Linked DNA regions of Homo sapiens: region 1 is linked to region 2. The links are chromatin loops, found by intact Hi-C in ENCODE. Cell type or tissue: mammary epithelial cell. All regions are shown on one strand. Each heading gives the region's core, and the rest is flanking DNA. Links, peaks and the distances in the headings are about the cores only. Region 1 overlaps KCNJ6 (potassium inwardly rectifying channel subfamily J member 6). Region 2 overlaps LOC124905020 (a long non-coding RNA gene).

Region 1 (10,580 bases), core at 1,362-9,361, 460 kb after region 2:
GATGAGAAATGTGGTCCAGCCCTGGGAGGAACTGGATTTTAGGGGAGTAACAGATATCCCCCCAGACTTTCCAGAGCACTGATCGCTACTCATTCATTAACCTTTCAAAACAGGTTCTTCCAGGTCAGGACAATTGCCTGGAGCTGGGGGTTTGCAGTTTAGTCAGAAAAGGGATAAAGCCTACAAATTGGAGATGGAGGGGAGGCAGGAATAAATTTCCTTTGTAACATTTTTTAAGTATGATATATCACTGAAGACTTGAGAATCAGCTAATTTGACAAACCCTCTTCTCCCACTTAAGGACTCAGAAAGACAAGAGCTTAGGGTGGCTTTGCACAGCTGGGCAGCCTCCCAGCGGTCAAGACGGGATATACACCAGGCCTGCTGGACCCTTCGCAGGGCTCTGCAGACAAGGTCTCCCCAGCCAGGCACAGTTTGAGCCCAGACACCGTTCCATATAAAGTCATATTTAGAGACTTCCACTCAGCACAAAATTAGCAGTGAGAGCTCAGAGTTGTTGACCATTCAAGGACAAGAACACCCTGCCATGTAGGGGGTAGCGGCAGTGAGAAAGCCATGGCCTCTGCCTCCCTCCACACATCCCAACCCACCTCCAGTGAGAAGGACATGGCCTTTGCCTCCATCCATACACCCACCCCATCTCCAGTGAGAAGGACATGGCCCCTGCCTCCCTCCACACACCCACCCTAACTCCAGTGAGAAGGACATGGCCTCTGCCTCCATCCATACACCCACCCCACCTCCAGCCCTCCCAACCTCAACAGCCCCCCATCAACACCTATCCTGGTATTTGTTCTAAGAAAGGGAAAAAAGCAAATTTTCTTACAAATGAATGACTTTTCTTATTTTCAATGAAGGACTACTGAGGGAGATCATCTAAAAGTCAAAGCTGTCAGACTAGAGAGTAGGCTCTGCAGAACAGATGCTGTCTCTTCCTGAGGCTGAAACACAAAAACAGATCCAGGAGATTGATTTTTAAGGCAACTGATCATCCATGAGCAAGGTTAACTCATAAGTTAGGTTGGGGGCACTCAAATCCCATCTCCGGCTATGTTCTTATTCAGATAAATGATGGTTTGTGGAGAGATGACATTTGTCCTTTAACCAAGATTAAAAACAGAGTGTCCATAAAGGAAACACATGGCAGAGTCAAACGACACAGAATTTAAGTCTGGAGGAAGAAATTTCTTACCAAACTTGTAGAAGACTTTAGTATTATTGGCCAAATAAATAATTTCATAAGTGGATTATATGCTTTTAAACAGCAGAAATCGGTTCCAAAATTCCCCTGCACTCAAGTTTTAGGAGAGCTTTCCTAATGCATTATTAACTAATGAGTGAACCAGTGCATTAATCATGAAAGCCATAAGAAACAACATAACTAGACATGGTGCCTCATGCTTGTAATCCCAGCATTTTGGGAGGCCAAGGTGTGAGGATGGCTTGAGACCAGGAGTTCAAGACCAGTCTGAGCAACATAGTGAGACCCCCGTCTCCATGAAAATAAAATAATTGGCCAGGCATAGTGACATAAGCCTGAGCCTCCTGTGCCTACTCAGGAGGCTGAGGTGGGAGGATCACTTGAACCCAGGAGATCAAGGCTGCAGAGAGCTATGATGGTGCCACTATACTCTAGCCTGGGTGGCAGAGCGAGACCCTATCTCTAAAAAAAAAAAAAAAAATTTAAACTTTTTTAAAAGAAAAAAAATAACCACAAGCTAAAATTACAGATGTTGAATGTTGAGGAGGCAGAAACCAAATCAAATATGTAAGCACACAGACAGAGAGAACATTTCCCCACCCTTTTTTACTTACCTTGGCATTGAATCAACCATTAAAGTACAATGCATGCATACTTACCGACAAAAACCAGAAATGTTTTTTAAACCCTGAAATTTGGCCAATAGTTCAAAGAGCTTGTTCAAGACTCTTGCCCTAAACATAAGGAAAGTGACAAGGGAACAATTTATTACAAAAAAATATTGATTGCAAGTCTGTTACATGCAGGCACAGATCACATACATGGTTTTGTTTAACCTTATAACAACACTGTGAGTTGGGTATCATGATCAATTTTGTAAATGAGGAAACTGAGGCTCACGAATTTGGATAGTGTGTTGTAAGTCAGTTCAGGCTGCCATAATAAAATATCACAGAATGGGTGGCTTAAACAATGGACATTTATTTTCTCATCGTTCTGGAGGCTGGAGTTCAAGATCAAGGTGTTGGCAGGGTTAGTTTCTGGGAGCCCTCTCTCCTTGGTTTGCAGATGGCCACCTTCTCCCTGTGTCTCATATGGCTTTTCCTCTGTTTGTGTGCACCCCTGGTGTCTCTCCCTCTTCGCATAAGGATACCAGTCCTATTAGATTGGAGCCCCAACCCTATGGCCTCATATAACCTTTAACTATCTCCTTAAAGGCCTTATCTCCCAATACTGTCACCTTAGGGGTTGGGGCTCAAGCCCCATATGGATTTGGTGAGGACACAATACAGTCCATAACAGATATCATGGCCAAGAGCCCACTAAGAGTTGCTAAGTAGTAGAGCTAAGCCTGTCTGAATCTAAAGAGGACTCCTTCATCAGAGCTTACTGCCTCTCCCATGCCACAGCATCTCAGAGTTGGGAGGCATCCCTCTGTGAGAGCTGACTCAGTAGAACCTGCTGGCAGGGACACAATTTTGCAGCAATAAGCTCCGTCCTGGTGGGCAGGATGGTGAAGTACTTACACAAACTAGATCGAAGAGCACAGAAGTCCAAGTCAACTAGAGGCCTATCCAGATGGTGTGGAATAAAAATGGCTTTGTCTACTTTGTTTATAGCTACACAAATGGTATTTGGTTTCACCAGCCCATACAAAGTGTGCCGTTCCATTGTCCTCAAAGAGCCAGCCTTTCATTCAGTGTTTCTTTTCTTTTCTCCAAACCACCAGCTAACGTCCTGGAGGGCGACTCCATGGATCAGGACGTCGAAAGCCCAGTGGCCATTCACCAGCCAAAGTTGCCTAAGCAGGCCAGGGATGACCTGCCAAGACACATCAGCCGAGATCGGACCAAAAGGAAAATCCAGAGGTACGTGAGGAAAGACGGAAAGTGCAATGTTCATCACGGCAACGTGAGGGAGACCTATCGCTACCTGACCGATATCTTCACCACATTAGTGGACCTGAAGTGGAGATTCAACCTATTGATTTTTGTCATGGTTTACACAGTGACCTGGCTCTTTTTTGGAATGATCTGGTGGTTGATCGCATACATACGGGGAGACATGGACCACATAGAGGACCCCTCCTGGACTCCTTGTGTTACCAACCTCAACGGGTTCGTCTCTGCTTTTTTATTCTCAATAGAGACAGAAACCACCATTGGTTATGGCTACCGGGTCATCACAGATAAATGCCCAGAGGGAATTATTCTTCTCTTAATCCAATCTGTGTTGGGGTCCATTGTCAATGCATTCATGGTGGGATGCATGTTTGTAAAAATCTCTCAACCCAAGAAGAGGGCAGAGACCCTGGTCTTTTCCACCCATGCAGTGATCTCCATGCGGGATGGGAAACTGTGCCTGATGTTCCGGGTAGGGGACCTTAGGAATTCCCACATTGTGGAGGCTTCCATCAGAGCCAAGTTGATCAAATCCAAACAGACCTCGGAGGGGGAGTTCATCCCGTTGAACCAGACGGATATCAACGTAGGGTATTACACGGGGGATGACCGTCTGTTTCTGGTGTCACCGCTGATCATTAGCCATGAAATTAACCAACAGAGTCCTTTCTGGGAGATCTCCAAAGCCCAGCTGCCCAAAGAGGAACTGGAAATTGTGGTCATCCTAGAAGGAATGGTGGAAGCCACAGGTAAGATGTGTTCTATCCTGGGATGGCTGTGGGATAGATGCTCATTTTAAACTGGACCTGATGTTCTTATCTATTACAAGATCTAGAATACTGAACCTCACTCAATATTGACAACATCCCCTTGCTTCATGACATAGTATGCCTACATGTCTCACCTGAAGTATATCCACCAAGAAGCCTAACCATTTAGTTTTTTAAAGCCCTTTGGAAAATAAATTAATGAACAATGAAAAATCACCATGTAATATATTTTAAGTCTCCAAATATTTACCTAAATTAAACTCTGATCTGTCTCTAAAGCATGTTTTAAATGGCCTTAAAACATTGCTAATTTAAATACTTGAGGTTATTTGTTACCAAGTTAGAAGGAGGAAGTTAAGCCTTTCAAAGGAAGCCTGACAAACTGCTTTAATAAAAATGCAATTTCACCCATTCTTTGAGAGTCATTTATAAGGCCTATAGCATTGGTTTTTCTTTTGTATGAAGTGAGTGCCTAGTATCTCTCCACATTCAACCTGCTGAGCTCCCAGTAAGTATAAAGCTGCAGACACAGTAAATAACTCTAGCAGAAAAGAAAAAAGTTGAAGATCCATTCATCTTAATCCCGCCGGCCCTCCTGCTGTTAATGGCTAATCATTGGGATGTTTTAGGGAAGATGATCTGTTCAGGAAATAGAGAAAATGGTCTGTTTTTACTGACGTCTTCGCTCATGTCTGAAATTTGCACGTTACACATCCCAACAGCAAAGCAGGTTCTGCCCATGTTTGTATGTAACATCCCCCAAAACAGAGCCATCAGCTAGGACTCAAGATAACCATAGTGCCTCACGGGGAAAGTATAAACCAGAACCCTAATTCATTAAGGTCTTTATTGTTCTTTGAGGTAGTAATAGTGTCTTTGGGGTCCTTTTTCCTGATACCATCAGCCCTTTTACGCTTTTAAGTCTTCAGCTTGAGATTCAGGTGGTTTATATTGTCTGAAATTGCATGACCAGCAGGCTGGCCCCATGTTCTTCATCAACCTGTGACAAGTAACTTAATCCTGTGATCCCTTTTAGGGAAAAGCCATGGGTCCCATGTTTCTACCTCCCTGTACCCAACAGGCAAGGTCACAACCTCTCACAAATTTCTTTTACGGTGGTGGTGTGAAACTTTTGCTATAGGGTTTTTAAATGCAGCAAACAGTGAAAACGTGAGTAAAGGGCTTTGCATGGAGCTCAATGGTAGGAGCGGTCTCCTTTCCATAGAACAAAAGGCACAGGAACCTAATCGGAAAGTAGCTTTAAAGAATAACAAAAGTCACTGTTGCAAAATAAGACATAAGTGCTCCAGGTGTTAACAGGACTATCTGTACCTTGAGCCTGATTTGGGGGTGCATTTGTGTGGCAATAGTTGGGTGGGGAGGAGGAAGGGAGATAGAAGGGAGAAGTAGAAGGGAAGGCAGGGGAGGAGGAAGGGGAGGAAGGAGAGGAGGAGAAGGGGAGGAAGGAGGGAAGAGAAAGGGAGGAAGGAGAGGAGGAGAAGGGGAGGAAGGAGGGAAGAGAAAGGGAGGAAGGAGAGGAGGAGAAGGGGAGGAGGGAGGGAAGAGGAGGGAGAGAGGAGGAGGGGAGGAGGGAGGGAAGAGAAAGGGAGGAAGAAGAGGAGGAGAAGGGGAGGAGGGAGGGAGGAGGAGGGAGGGAAGAGAAAGGGAGGAAGGAGAGGAGGAGAAGGGGAGGAGGGAGGGAAGAGAAAGGGAGGAGGGAGAGAGGAGGAGGGGAGGCTGGGGAGGAGGGAGGAAAGAGAAATAATTCAAACAGGGAGCTGTCACTTTCCTACAGACCAGAAACTTCCCCAACCTCAGCTGAGCACAGGGACTCTGGATCCCCCTAGCGGCCACAGAGCTACAGCCTCTGACACTATGAACTGACCACTCAGGATGCAGTTTTTCTTTTCCCTTTTCACCATAAATTCCCCCAAGAGGACATGAGAGAGGGCAGTGTCTCCAAGCTCAAGAAGCAAAAACCACTGGAGACGTACCCTCTGGTTACTGATGCTAGTCTGAGCTTTAAATTGTGGGAGTTAAGCTTTGTGTTCCCTCAAACCAGAGCCCAATCTCTGTAAAATAAATGAATCTGGAATAAGCAAATTATCTTTGTGATGTCCCTGAGTCAGAATTCTCCCTGGGGCAGGCCCTGGCTTTCTGATGACAGCTGGTAATGAGTGAGCCTTTCCAAAGGGAGGAATATGGTTTTCTTGGTAATTAACAGTGATACTTGCCTCTGAGCACCCTATGGCCTTTCTACAGCTTTCATAGAGAAATCTGAGTAATTACCAGCAAAATCAATCCAAACGCTCACCCCATCCCTGGGAAAAGGCAACTGCTACTCATTTTCTTTTAAAAAATAGTCTTCTAATTTCTAGACTTGGGGGGGGGGTTCTAGAAAGTTCTGGAGGTGTCTGGAAACTGGAAGTGTCTTGGTCTTTTCCTCAGGGGAATCATACAACTCAGTACCCCCAGCACAGCTGCTCTCTTACGCTTCAGCAGGATACTGTTTCTTTGTGAATGAAAAGCTCAATTAGGATTTATGGGCATTAAACAGGCCCTTAGGGGAGAAAAATGCTTCAATCTCTCAAAACCACAGGAAAAAAAAATGTGGACCAAATGCACACTCGAGGAAAACAAATTCACAGGGATCTAATTATTCATTGTAGTGCTGGACTGGAAATCAGGAGCCGTGATAATAGCAAGCTGACACAAAACAGCTTCCCCTGCGCTCATCACTTCTTTCAACAATGTCGCAGTTGACCTTAACCTGCTGTGCTCAGTGGTCTCCACGAGCAGGCCTCTTCCAGGGAGGAGGGAAGGCCCACATGGCCACCTTCACGCGGTGCCCTCTTCCCTGTTAGGAAGCAGGCATCCTGGGCACAGGATGATCCCAGCGTGGTGTTTTCCGGAGACCGGAGTTGTCCCACAGGAGGCCACCTGGGTCCTTCCGTCTGCTGGGAGCTCAGGCCCGGTGCAGGCGAGTGGTGCTCTGTGGATGCACTGCCTTCCAATGCCAGCCGCATTGCAGGGTCAGGTTCCATTTTTAGAAAACGAAAGTGGGCTCCTTGAAGGCTGGAAGCGAGCCCCCCTTTCATGGCCTTGAAGGGACTGCACAAAAGACAGACCCATGCCCACGCAGAACAGCCCCGAGTCCTTTGTGAATGGCTTTGGCCTGGTCCCGCCTGAAGTCAGGAGGGACATGCCAGGCGACCTTTCAAGAACCTTCCAGTCATGTGGTTCTATTTTTGAAAATGAATCAAACCCTGGAAAATTCTGACACCAGCCACTCAGACATCTAGGAGTTGGCTGTGTCTCATCTGCAGATATATTTTTAAAGGGGGCCGTTTATGTTCCTGACACATGGGCGATTTTGAGATAGTGGTGTTTACAGAAGGTTTCATAGCTACGTAAACAAACGTGCTCAGCAGCTGTGGCCCATGTGTGTTAAAATAGTAAAGCATTCATATAGACTGTTATTTATAGAGGGCAAATGGGCCTCGAGGCAAGATGACAGCCACGCAGCGCTGGGCTTGCTGCCAGTCAGCCCCCACTACGGCCTTGCTGATTGACGAACTTCCACATTTACCCCCAGCGATTATACAACTGCGACAGGCAGCACTTGCCCACTCCTCGGCAAATGTGCTGGCAAGGATGAGTCCCCGTTAAGCCTTTTGGTTATTTTACACTTCTTTTGATGGAACCTATCAGACTTACACAAAAACAGACCCAGTAGTATCACTAACCTCTGTGTCCCCGTCATTCTGCTCCAGTGATTATCAATTCAGGGTCAAACTTGCTTCCTCTGTATCCCCACTCATTGGCTGCCCACCAGAATCACATCATCCTCATCTGCAAATATTTCGGTATGTGCCCCTAAAAGATAAGGATTCTTTTAAAAACATAGCTATCATACCATTATGACACCTAAAATAATGACCAATAAATTAAGATCCAACATCTACCAAGTGTTCAAACTTCCAATCGTCTCTTACATGTCACTGTTTTTTATATTTACAATCAGCTTGTTTGAATCAGGATACAAATAAGGTTAACACATGGTGATTGGTTGAGATATCTTGTAAGCCTCTTAATCTATGACTTCTTCTTCCATCTGTTTTTTTTTCCAATAAGTTTTTCTTAAAGAAGATAACTTCTGAAAGATTTAAATACTGCATAGAACACTGGGGAGAGTGGAGGATGAAACACACCAGAGAACACTTTATAGACAAGGAGGCAAGGCCAATTAATCGGAAGTTGCCATCTGGGAGTTAACAAGGAGGACAGCCAGTGTTCACTGGAAATAGGTGAAGGCAACCCATCACCCATCCTTCACCACAGAAAAGCTCAGTTCTGTCACTAGTATAGTTATTCCCAGGCAGAGAATTTTAGTCACATAAATCACACCACAGATCATAAAATTTTTGAGTTGGAGGGAATCTTTGCCCATTTCACAGATGAAGAAATGGAACCTCAACAAGACCCGTGACTTGGCTAAGGTCAAATAGCCACTAGCAGGGCAGGACCTTGAAAGCCACAGCCACCAATGGTGTTGTCGGGCACTCTGTGTTCAGTGCCCTTTGCACCATGAGTGCTGCTGATTCATGATGATTCGGCAGAGAAATGCACCCAGAAAAGACACCTGATATTTCTTTTCTTTTCTTTTCTTTTTTTTGAGACAGGGTTTTGCTCTCGTTGCCCAGGCTGGAGTGCAGTGGCGTGATCTTGGCTCACTGCAACCTCCGCCTCCTGGGTTCAAACGATTCTCCTGCCTCAGCCTCCTGAGTAGCTGGGATTACAGGCATGCACCACCACCGCGCCCGGCTAATTTTGTAATTTTAGTAGAGATGGGGTTTCTCCGTGTTGGTCAGGCTGGTCTGGAACTCCCCACCTCAGGTGATCCACCCACCTTGGCCTCCCAAAGTGCTGGGATTACAGGTGTGAGCCACCGCGCCCAGTCAACAACTGATATTTCATGTGCAGATGACTGGTATTAATGTGCCCTCAATTCTTTTCTCTCACCATTAGTTCTTCCTTTCCTTTAAGGTTCTTCTGTTTCCAAATGTTATCAATTCATTTTTAAATTACGTAGACATTGACATGAATTTTAAACAACCATGTATCAGAATGAGATGTACCACAAAACAATTCTGAAATCAAAATTAAATAAGCATTGTCTACAAAAATACCCCTGGAAGAACATGATGTTCTGTCAGGTCTGATTTCCAGGCACATTTTTCTTTACTGTAATCAAAAATGCCAATCTACCCTAGCAGGGGAGAATATGAGATTGCAGCCTTTGAAAAGATAAGACTGCTGAGGGTAAGCATCACCATGCTCTTAAACTGTTTCTAGTAATGATATTTCATAGCTGCTACATTTTTCAAATCTTATTTTTCTCCTTTTGATAATTTACTGCTGATCCCTCCATTGCCAAGCCATTATCTCCAATTTTACCATTTTTTATCTTAAGAGTTATAACCCCAACCACCCAGCCTGGGAAAAGAGTTAATTGGTGAGCTCTGAAATGCTAAGAACTTGGGTAAAACTCTTCATAGAGGCATCTTCCTGGAGGAATCTCTATAAGGAGTGATTTTTTTCAATTTAAAGACATATGGAATATGTTTTTCCTAGGTCAAAATCTGCCACCCGTAAATCAAGAAATCCAGCTCTCCTTTCTTTTTGAGCATTAAGTGTAGCTCATTTATTCAGGGCTTCCTTCCAATATGTCTATCTCATTATAATATATCCCAGTAGTATCATTGGCTGGCTGGGTAAAAACTGGTGACAACTGCTCCCCAAATATGGTAAACTCTCTATAATCCTCCACAGCTTGGGGACACTGTGTTCTGGTTCATCAGATGTCTTAACAATTGGATTTTGGATGCTATGGTGCACACATAGAGTCTTAACTTTTCTACCACTCCTTCCAAAAGGCAGGCTACTGTAAGAAACCTAGCATTATAACTCCACTAAACATTTCCCATACTTTAGAAGACAAGGAGTCAAGGTCACCATATATTACTGTGATTGAAAAAGGCAAAAATTGTTCATTGTTCACCAATACCAGAAAATCCATTGTTCTTCCTTCTCCAAATGGGCCATAAGAAGCCACTAAATTAGATGCTCAATAGAAGTGAGTGATGATCTCTCAGTATATACAATGTGGAATTCAAAGCCATTGGACAAAATTGGACTAGCATCTAAATTTAGCTCAGACCCAAACTCTAAAGTCAATACTCATCTTCCAAAGGAACAGCATCATCCAAATTAGGAGATGAACGTCAAATCGTGTGAAGTCTCTAATTAGCATATCCTTAAACAAATAGAGTTTTATTATTTCCTAGGGCATTCAGTAATACAAGTGCGGACAGCAGGTTGCCAGCAAAGCAGTTTTACTCAACAATTTCTAATGACCGGAAGAGGATCACTGGGGAAAGCTATGTAAATTATTCACACACACACATGCACAGATACTAAACAGCTAAGCAGCCTGAGGTGCTGCTGCTTCAGTCAATCATGCCCTTGCTCCACAGTGGCACACCCACCCACTTATAACCTTGTTTGTTATATTAATTACTTAGTAAGCTTCTTTTTCCAAATTAACTTCTCTGGCTATAGCTCAGTTCATCTGTGCCCCTTTGTGTCATTTACAGCATCAGGCCATCCTGGGTTCAAGCCACAGTT
Region 2 (10,580 bases), core at 1,194-9,193:
ATTAACAAAATAATTTATTTATAAATATCTAGTTTTTCTTTGTAAGTAATAGGCCTTTTACATTAGAAGCAAAAAATAGTGTCATGCTAAATCACTTGCTTAAATATTATTTGTTTCCTGAGAGGAAAATGCTCAAATCATTAGTAAGAGAAGGAGTTCACTTTTCTTTGAGTAAAACAAAGCAAAAGCCCTTTTGTAAGCTCTTCAGACGTTCAGGAAAGTATGGGAGGCTGGTCTTAAAGCATAGGACATAAAATTAGGCAATCTCTGGCTTGCCATTCTAGCATAAATCATCACAAAAGTATTGACAAACATAATGTATGATGCACCATTTATTTTTGTTACATTTGTGAATTTTTCCATTAGAGGATACTGGCTGCCTGCACCAATCAGGCATTTTACATGGAACTCTGCCTATTGTTCTGTTTTGTCTGGCAAAATCTTTCCCATAGTTTTATTTTTCTTTCAGCTTATGCTAAAAATCTGTAAGAAGGGACAAAAGCCAAGATGTGCTTGTTATCCCTTGTGAAGAATTTTTTTAATACTAAAACAATCTTTTTATTTAAAAAATTCACAATGGAACCTAATTAAGGTCAAGATTTAATAATCTGCATTTAGTATTTTTTGACACTTCTGAAGTTTGGGAGGATCTGAGTAGAACACATAGAGAAGAAATGTATAAGCAAAACGATCCTAACAGTTTGTTTTAAATAGGTTTTATTATTATTCCAGTATGGTGAGGCCAACAAATCAGACGATGACTGTTACTGACAAGATAGTTTGTTATTCACAGTTCCCAAGAGGAGGGGCTACAAATGGAAGGACCAAAGTTTATAAGGAAGCAGAGTGGGGAAATGGGGAAAGCAGAGGCAGACATCTTTATTGTGGTTTTCATGGGAAGGAACAGGTGAGGCAGGGTAAACAGACTAGGTAGGTGTATGATCTGCTAGATTAAGTAATTTTGATAGGCTCCAGGGTATAGGGGCTGTCTCTAGCTGTCTGGTACCTGGTCCTGAGATGATCAGAGCAGAGGAACATTACCTCCTGGAGTGTAAGAGCCAGAGAGAGAAGGTGGTTCAAAGTAAGGCCTCTGGATTGGTTAGTTTTCATATGAAAAGCATGCTCCAGGGCAAGTCCTTTACAATCTTTGGGATAGTAAAGCCTTGGGAAGGGTGGTTTCCTCCTGTCAACAAGGCCCTAGATGCCAGAGCATCAAGAACAAAGCAAATAAGAAAATACAGTGAATATCCAATTTAGCAACAAAATAAAATGAAGGTGCATTGATTTTCTATTGCCAGATAACAAATTACGTATAGACCTAGTGACTTAAAACAACATAAGTTATTGAGCCAGGGCTGGAAGGTCATCTGAGGCTTAGGGCCCTCTTCCAGCTCTCTGGTTGCTGGCAGAATTCAGTTCCTTCTGATTGTAGCACTGAGGTCCCCATTTTCTTGCTGGCTCCTGGGCTGAGGCTGCTTTCAGCTCTCAGACCACTCTTTGGTTCTAGCTACTGTGGCTGCTTTCTTCTTCCAGGCCAGCAGGAACATGCCTCTCTCTGACTTCTGTCTCAGACTTTAAGACCATAAGAATTCACCTGATTAGATAAGGCCCAACCGGGGCAGTCTCCCTTTACCTTAACTCATCTGTTAAGAGACCTTAATTGCATCTGCAGAAGTCCCTTTTGCCATACATTATAACACAAAGTGAGATCCCATCATATCCACAGCTCTTGCCCCTACTCAAGAGGAAGGGATTATTCAAGGCACAAGTCATCTTAGAATTCTGCCTACCATCGAAGAAAATTATGCCTCCAGAAACCAAATTGAAGAATAGCTGTCTGAAAAGGTTTTTCCTTTCCATCTGGGATGTCTTCTGTATTTAAAGTGGGTTTGTATTGAAAATTTGCATCAAATAACACACGATCTCCCAGCAGAGGGAACAGACACTCCCTTTGAAAGATTGACTAACTCCTATGACTCATCCTTGAGGTCACCTCAGGACCACCAATAGTGCAAATATCCAAGAGGGCTGGTGAGGGTCCCCTGAATAGTGTGCTCAATGGCTTTAGTGCATATGAGCAGCAATACCCTGAGCAACAGCTGAAAGCTTCTCCCATTAAAGGAGTTGGGTACCAAGAGTACACTCAATGGAGTAGACATTAGAGAGTACATGAAAGACAAAGAGGAGACTGAGGGTCTGATTGGGACTGCCCTTTCCCCCTCTCTCCATGGCTCCCAGACATGCATTTTTCAAGTTCCATAAATTACCCACACTCTGGAGCTTTAATGCGTCAGTCCATCTGAGGCTGAGAATAGGCTAAAGATGGTAGAAAAGGAAATATGGAAGAAATGAGGAATGTCCAGTTCATGTTTGCATTTACTGTGTAGAAGATTTAGAATTTTAATTTTTCCCAGCTTTGCTTCCAGTACTCTAGGGCCTCACTGTGAACTAGTATATGCATTCAATGTGTGGAATGTTGTTTTAGGCTGTTTCTGAAATCTGTAAAGAATATTGAGTAAGGTAGAGAAAAGCAATGCTTACTTATTAGACATGTCTGAATGGCTCTTCCCAAATGGCATGGTCCCCCTCACTCTACCCTTGAACCAATCTGAGAGGCCATGTTATAATTAATCTTAAATAATTTGGGAAAATTAGGTCAATCCTGGACCCAATAATTCTTAACAAGAATTCTGTACAGAAATATAGTTATAATTAAGCATTAATCAGGCTGCACTTCGGCCCACTTCCTTGTAACAGAAAGTCAGGTAGGCCTAGACACTGACCATCTGTATCCCTGTTGTTCTTATAGATAGCATCTCTGAGGTTAGAATCACAAGGCTTTTGCTTAAAAATTGCTTAAGATGTGGCCAGGCGCAGTGGCTCACGCCTGTAATCCCAGCACTTTGGGAGGCCGAGGCGGGCTGATCATGAAGTCAGGAGATCGAGACCATCCTGGCTAACACAGTGAAACCCCGTCTCTAGTAAAAATACAAAAAATTAGCTGGGCGTGGTGGTGGGCGCCTGTAGTCCCAGCTACTCGGGAGGCTGAAGCAGGAGAATGGCGTCAACCCGGGAGGTGGAACTTGCAGGGAGCCGAGATCGCACCACTGCACTCTAGCCTGGATGACAGAGTGAGACTCTGTCTCAAAAAAAAAAAAAAAAAATTGCTTAAGATGCTTTTCAGATCCTGAATTCCAGTGGAACAGCTCACACCAACCAGTTAGAAGACCCTCACCTCACAGAGGAACTGAATCAGTATGAGAATACAGCGTCTTCATCTTCTTGTCCAATGCCTTCACCCTGCACTCTTCGATCAACCACTGATCTCCACACTTTGGTCAACTCTAAAACCCTTAAAAACCCTAACCCTAAAACTCCTCGGGGAGACAAATTTGAGGTTTCCTCCCGTCTTATTCAGCGGCTCTGCAATGAACCCTCTTTCTCTGCTGCAACTGGCTGTCTCGGTGTACTGACTTGCTGGCTGCCCATCAGGCAGCGAACCTATTACGGTTACAGCCATTACTGGCATCTAGTGGTGGAGGGTCAGGGATGCTGTTAACATTTCACAGTGCATCCAGTAGCCCCACGACAAAACGTCAATAGTCCTGAGGTTGAAAAACTGTGGACTAAACCAAACCTCAGAGCCTGCTCAGGGTGTGTGACTTTCATTCAGGCCAAACTCATCCCTGTGATGGCAGGTCAAGAATAGACTGAGTCACTAGGAGCTTAGGACACCGCTGCCCCTCCTCATGCCTCTTCCCCAAGGAGTGCAAATGCTCCCTGCTCTCCATAGATGCCGGCCCCGAAGCAAACTCAAGACACTGGGTCGAGAAACACAACCTCCCATAGGGGCAGGACAAAGCTGCCTTCGCCCCTGGCCTGCTGACCTCCAGGGGCTGGTGGGAAGGAAGCAGCATTCCAGAAGCATTAGCTAATTACCGCCCTCTCTAGGACTGCATTCCTTGTCACAGATGCAAAACCTAATAAATCACAGTATATGTTCCTGCTTTTTACTTTCAGGAGAAAAAAAGCAAAAATCCATCAAAGGAACTAACAGAAGGGACTCTGTATACGTCTAGGTTGGTTATGCAGAAGCAGTTTAAGGTGGATAAGCTTGAATCGAATATGCCTTTCTCATGAACAACATTATTTTGTAGATTTATGTAGATTATGTTATGTTAGGTAAGTTCCAGAAAAAAAGAAAATAGTTTATCTTTTGGCGAAGGTGGGGGAGGAGGTTGTGGGTTGTAAAACCAAACATCCTAAGTGTTTCTGGCTATTCATATCTCTGAGTAAGGGAAATACTGCTTGGACTCCTTGCTCTGTGACCTTGGGCATGGTGCAGTGGCTTCCGAGCCTAACCAAACGGGTGCGAAGCCTTATCAGCTGTGTGTCCCTGAGCACCTTTCTTAACTTTTTCATGCCTCAGTTTCCTTATCTGTCAAGTGGAGATAATGCTAGTGCTTATATATAGGGCTGCTGTGAGAATTAAGTGAATAAATATTTATAAGGTGGTTAGAATAGTTCTTGACCTTTAGTTAATGTTGCCTCAATGTTTGTTGATTAATTCTGAAGTCCTTTATCAGCTGTAACACCCTGTGAGTCAATGGTCCTTTTCTGTTGCCTTCGACAATATTATGTAATCAAAATTCTGATCCCAAATGCTGACCTGAGAGAAAATGCCTGATTCGGAATGAGCCAATAGCAGCCCCATTATATTTTCTTTACTTGGCTTTCTGAGCAGCAGTCACATTTAAGGCGTTGCCATCAAAAAGGGTGAAACACAGAGGTGTTTGATTTAGCTGACTTTTGTCAGAAACTTGATTCACTGGACACTGGTTGAGTGGCCTCATTTTGGCTGAGATTTTCATTTGAGGCTTTCTGTGTTTCCACTAGATGGCATATCAGTTTGTTCCATTGTGTTTCTGCTGATTCCTGCTCCTCTTGGGTGTAGATCAATGCTCTTGTTCTGGTTTGGGGGAAGGCTGGTGCTGGAGAAGCTTCTAGAAGGAGCATGGAAACAGCCCCATTTAGCCCCAGGGATACAGAGATGTGGGGAGGTGAGATACAAGGCTCAGCCAGCCTGGAATGGTGCAACAGTCCCCTTTACTCCCCGGCCAGTTAAACCCTGGATTGCACCAAAATGACAGGCTGAGGGTCATCAGCTGTGGTCCTGCTCACTTCCTGATGACAAGAAAAGTGGCCCCAAGGCAATCCTGAGGACACTAAGGCAGTGAGAAGAAAGATAACCTACCCCCACTACATCATGCTTGGCTTGAGGGGACTGCCAGCTGCCAGCCTCCCAACCACACAAAACGAGGATCCAACCCAGCTCCCTTAGAAACAATCAGTGCCTGCCACTTCCTTCCAAGTCTTCTGGTCTCACAGCCTCCTCTGCTGGTGAGAGGCGACAGGAGTTTGTCAAACAGGGTGAATGACATATGTCCAGCATCCACCTGTTGTCTCAGTTATTAATAATGCCTCTTTTACTCTCAAAAGTGGCCCAGTTTGGAGAAGGAAGTGTGTGGTTCATCCTGCACTTAGCATCTTCTGAAATGCTGCAGTGGGGAGGTGGATTCAGTTACCTGGAGTGTGGATGTTGTGGATGTCCCTATGCATGGGAGTGGAAGTGGGCAGAACAGGGCTGCAGCCTGGGGGCTTCTACCAGGTCAGCTGGCAGAATTAGAATCTCTGCTCAGAAAGCCCTCCATGAGCCTGGCTATGGAAGGGCACAATGCCTGATGCCCTTACCTGCCCTTCCCTGCCTAGCGTGAGCCTGTGGGTGCAGCCAGAGGTGGGATGTGCAAGGTAGGCATAGTGGGTGACCTGAGCACTGGTGCTCCAGTGAGTGAGGGGTGGCAGAGCTGAGCACTGTGGGGTGAACAGGAGGTGATGACTTAAATACTACGTGGAATAGAGAAAAGGAAGAAATGGGGAAAGACAGAGAGTTTGCAGCCAACTCACTGACTGGCCTTGGGCAAGTTATTTTTTAGAGTCTTTCTTTCAACATCTGTTAAATGATGGTGTTGATAGATCGTGGCAGTGTTTTGGAGGAAAAGGAAGGATAAGGTGTATATCATGTCTTGTGGATTCTATTTCCCAGAACCTTAGTAGGTGTACTGCACAACAGCCTGCATTAATATTATCATATCATTACTATCATAATACCATTAATTTCATTGCATTGCAGGTACTGTGGCTGAACCTGAGCTCCAGACCTTTGAGATCCTGATGGAATTACAGAGGGTGCTTACATAGGGAGCAGCACAAACCAGCTCATATAAGGTGTAATGAGTTAATCATGTAATATGGAGGATGTTACTAATGTAATATGTAATGTGAATTATTGTGATATGTAGTGTGTATCAGTATAATTTGTAGTGTGTTAGTAATGTAATATGGTTCGTGCTGCAGTAGTTTGCTGTCTACTAGGATGGAGGACTTACATGGATGTCTGGGGCAATCTCCATCCAAATGAGCCATCCAGTTATGAGCATGCAAAGCAAACATTTCCTCCCAAATGTCCACTTACATTTATTGCTTTCATGAGACAGATGAGGCTTCATGGAGTGAAAAGCTTTAAGCACCTTTTATGGATTCACACAGAGCTCTCTGAAGGATGGGCAATGCACCTAGAAACCACAGAGCAGGGGGAACAAATGAAAGAGAGGCCTCAAGACAGAACTCACCTGGAGGGAAAGAAGAGTTGGACAAGCTTCCCCAAGCCCAGCACCCAGGTCTAAGAACTGAAACCAAATGATCTTTTTCCTCACAGCTAGATATAACAGCACATCACCCTTAATTCCAAGTTATCAATGGGTCTTTTAATTAAAGTCTTACCTCTACTCCGCTCTCCTGCTAGACCCAAGCTCCAGAAGGGCAGTGACCCTGTCTTGACCTGCACCTGCACCATCTCCTTCACTCAGCCAGAGCCTGTTACTTGTGGGAACTGATCAGCATTGAGGAATGGCTCGCTGGGCCGTGTGAGTTGTCAAGCACTGACATCGCTTCACCTGTCTCCCTGGTCAGCCATGTAGGCTGTAGTAGAGCAGCTGTGGGGGTGACCCCAAAGGACCAGGACCCCACTGGGTAAGCACAGCACAAAGGGGATGTCTGTGGGCCGTGAAGCAAGCTAGGGTGAAGAACATGGAGAACTTCCCAGGCAGCCAAGGGGCCTGTGCTTGCCTGGGAGGGAGCTGCCCTTGGGGGAACTGTCAGCTCTTTGAGAAACCAGCGTTGTCTAGATCAGCTGCAGGTGACAACTAGGACTGGAGGTGACCAGGAATATTAGAGTTGGGGACTCCAGAAAGAATGAGCTTCCTTCAACCAGGCATCAGGATGTACATATTAATATAATGTGTAATGTGCATTAATGCAATATGTAATGTGTTAATCATATATTCCATATAATTACATTATATGTAATGTGTTATGTAATATCGAGTGCATTATGAATGTAATATATAATGTGTATAAATATAAGATGTAATGTGTTAATCATGTAATATGGAAGGTGTTACTAATGTGATAGGTAGTGTGCATCACTGTGATATGTAGTATGCATTAGTGTAATTTGCAATGTGTTATTAATGTAATTTGTAATGTGCTGTCAATGTAGCATGTAATGTGTATTGATGTAATATTTAATGTGTGTTAATATAAGGTGTATTAATGTCATGTGCTAATAACAGAATAGGTAATGTCTATTAATATATTACATAATGTATATTGCTGTAACATGATGGAGTGTGATATTAACATAATGTGTAATGTAAGCTGGATGTAATTAGAATTAAAATGACTGAGAACTTGGCCTTGGCCAGATGACCTGTCCTGGCCCAGCTTTTTTCTCAAAGGCCAAGTGGAGACAAAAATCACAGGTACAAGGTCTTAGGGAATGACCTGGACTTTCCACAGCCAAAGGGAAAGTCCACAGGAACTAAAGTGGGAGCCATCCCTACTACACACACACACCACTATATTTTCAAGGAACAATAACTTGTAAATCACTTTACTCTATAACTCTTATATGAAAATTACTACTAAAAGCTTTCAAAATAGTGAATACTTTAAAGGCCCTTTCAAAAGAGTAAACCTTTTAGCTGTCTTCTGGGAGCAGAAGGAAGACATAGGTAGCTAGCTAGATAGGTGGATCAACAGAGATAGATTGATTGATTGATTTACTATTTATACATCTGTGTACATTTCTGTGTATGTGTCCGGTGATTTCTTTTCATCGGGGTTTTTTTCAATGTCAGCATTATTGATACTTGAGGGAGGAGAGTTCTATGCTGAGGGGAGCTGCCCTGTACATTAGAGGATGTTTAGCAGCATCTCCAGCCTGGCCTCCACTCACGAGATTCCAGGAGTGCTTCTCCACCTGTGACAATCAACAATGTCTCCAGACAGTGCTAAAGTAGAGGGCCCCTGCCAAATGCAAAATCACCCCCAGCTGAGAACTCTTGCTCTACATTCTAAGGGGGACCACAGCAACATGTTTAGGAGCACAAATCCTGGAGCTCCATGGCCTTGGTTCAAACCCACACATACTAGCCTGTGACCTTGGGCAAGTTAACCTATCTGTGCCCTGATGTCCTCATATGTAAAATGGGGATGATAATAGTATATCCCTCTCCATGCCTTTGCTCTGAGGACTCAACATGTTAAGACGTGTGAAGCCTTTGTTACGGACCCTGACACAAAGTAAGGATTTAGCTCTTGTTCTTCTAAATCCCTAAAGCCACAGAATGGAGAAGCAAGGAAAGAGAATTTCGCATCTATAAACAACCAAGAAGAAAAGTGAGGAGGAGGAAATCTGGACATGTGCTTTGATTCTAAGCCAGCGACCCCTTGTGCCTGGAGAGCTGTAATCTGATGGAGTTCACATGAAACGGCATCTTCTTGAATTAGAACTGGATTTATGAAAACAAAATTATTTCAATAATAAGAGGGTGGTTATCAGTTGATAGATATTCAGTGTTTGGCAAATAGCTAATTTGGGTGATACTGATCCTTCCAAATCATTCTTTATAACTAGTAGCATGAGGTTAATCCCAGCTTTGTCTTTCCCCAGACCCTCCTCCTCCTGCAGGTGCAGGGTCTACTATTTCCCCCTGTTGTTAAGATCCATGGAAAGGAACCAGGCTCCAGGGCAGAAAGTCTTCTCTATTCCACTCTCACTGGAAAATGGAAAAATCCTGATAATGTAGGAGTGTGGTTCAGTTTTAGAATCACAGCTTTTTTTTTCTCTCATTGTTGCACTCTTGTGACCTTACAAGGGTCTATCACAGCATTTGGCGAACTCGGAGTAGCAAGGAAAGTATCCAAAAGCCAATGAGGGTTCCCGGAGGGGCATAGAACATGGGCCTCTGTGAGGTCCAGTCAGTGCCGATGCAATTTAACAGGCTCCAACCCGGTGTGTGTCTGAAGAGGAGAAAGCTGCACTACAGCCGTCTGGCTTCAGGGAGGGTGAGGGGGCAGGGGTGGAACAGATTGCTTTCTAACTTGGAGCTTTTGCTTTCCAGCCAGCCCAAAATTATAACACTCTTGATGATAAGAGCAAGCAGCATGTTCCAGGCTTGGTGTGTGTGCGTGTATGCATTTAAAATAATCCAGGTTCCCCAACCACCCTCTTAATGGTACCACTAAAGTGGTAAGAGGCTTGACTTTTCCTCGAATGTACATTTCCTGGGAAGAATGAGGAACTCTGCAAAGGTCAGTGTCACCATCTGGACTCCAACTGACTTGGCAAGTAAAATAGACAAAGAATGCGGGTCTTTTCTACAATCGATTGCTTTTGGCATGCAGATGAAAATGAATAAGCAGGAGCCAAATTTTATAATGGCTGGTAAATCTGTGGATGATCAACGCTGAAACCTCTGTGACTCCTTTCTTTCCATTTATCACCATTTGTCATATTCTGCTTCCCATGTTTTTGGAACGATGACCAGATGGAAAGCAGACTGCAGCCATCAGGCAGGTGAAAAACAGATGGCCCAGGAGGGAAAGAAACCAGAAAACAGGCAGGCAAGGTGGCCCGGCCTAAGGACCAGCCAGGCCATTTCAGGCGCCAGGGCCCAGGCAGACTCCAGAGACTGTCCCAACACTGTCGGAGCTTGACTTTGTCCCCAGCATCATTATCAATGCTAGGGCACAGGTCGCCTTTATTTATCCAGGGAGAAGTGTGAGACAGCATGATGAGAAAGGCAGGCTTAGAGGTCGAGTGTGCTTCTGAATTCCAGTCTTCTTGGTTGTGGCTGAGTAAAGGTGGATGTGCCTGTTCTAAAACCTTTGAACCATAAGAACAGTAAGTGCTTTATATTCCCATTCATCTGCATTTACTGATTCTCTATGGTTTTTTGCACATTACAAAGAAAGGGAGTCTTCTGTGTCTCCTCTCCTCAGCCACTCACGAATCCCTTAACAATAAGTGTGAAAGTGCACACACAAGCATAACAAGGCTAAAGTTGAATTCGAACTTCACGCTTCTCAGTATCAGAAGTTGATCCCAGAGCTCCTTGGAAGGAGGGGCTACAGCCCAGATGTTCCCAGAGTAAACTTCAGGTACTTGATGAAGTCTT

Evidence for each region. Peaks named below come from ENCODE experiments on the same cell type or tissue, not always from the same donor. Only the 100,000 strongest peaks of a DNase experiment are listed, where the experiment ranks them.
Region 1: it touches region 2 in a loop (7-fold over the local background); 2 of 110 quality-filtered maps call a loop at or near these places.

The regions. Positions count from the first base shown.
Region 1 is chr21:37,707,503-37,718,082 of GRCh38, reverse strand. It overlaps KCNJ6 (potassium inwardly rectifying channel subfamily J member 6), which reads left to right. Exons shown (of 4, transcript NM_002240.5): 3 at 2,952-3,872. KCNJ6-AS1 (KCNJ6 antisense RNA 1) reads right to left here. Exons shown (of 8, transcript NR_183540.1): 3 at 7,640-7,769; 4 at 1,882-3,847; 5 at 848-962. Among named protein-coding and RNA genes, the nearest start is that of KCNJ6-AS1, 190 kb to the right of the region's middle. RefSeq lists a silencer at 5,701-5,750. In mammary epithelial cell, for the core only: a CTCF peak has its summit at 5,748 (motif pointing left); a DNase peak (open chromatin) is centred at 5,732.
Region 2 is chr21:38,165,221-38,175,800 of GRCh38, reverse strand. LOC124905020 (a long non-coding RNA gene) reads right to left here. Exons shown (of 3, transcript XR_007067862.1): 2 at 6,533-6,632; 3 at 4,101-5,003. Among named protein-coding and RNA genes, the nearest start is that of DSCR10, 36 kb to the left of the region's middle. RefSeq lists an enhancer at 3,732-4,026. In mammary epithelial cell, for the core only: CTCF peaks have their summits at 3,529 (motif pointing left), 4,898 (motif pointing right) and 5,393; no DNase peak of the experiment used is centred there.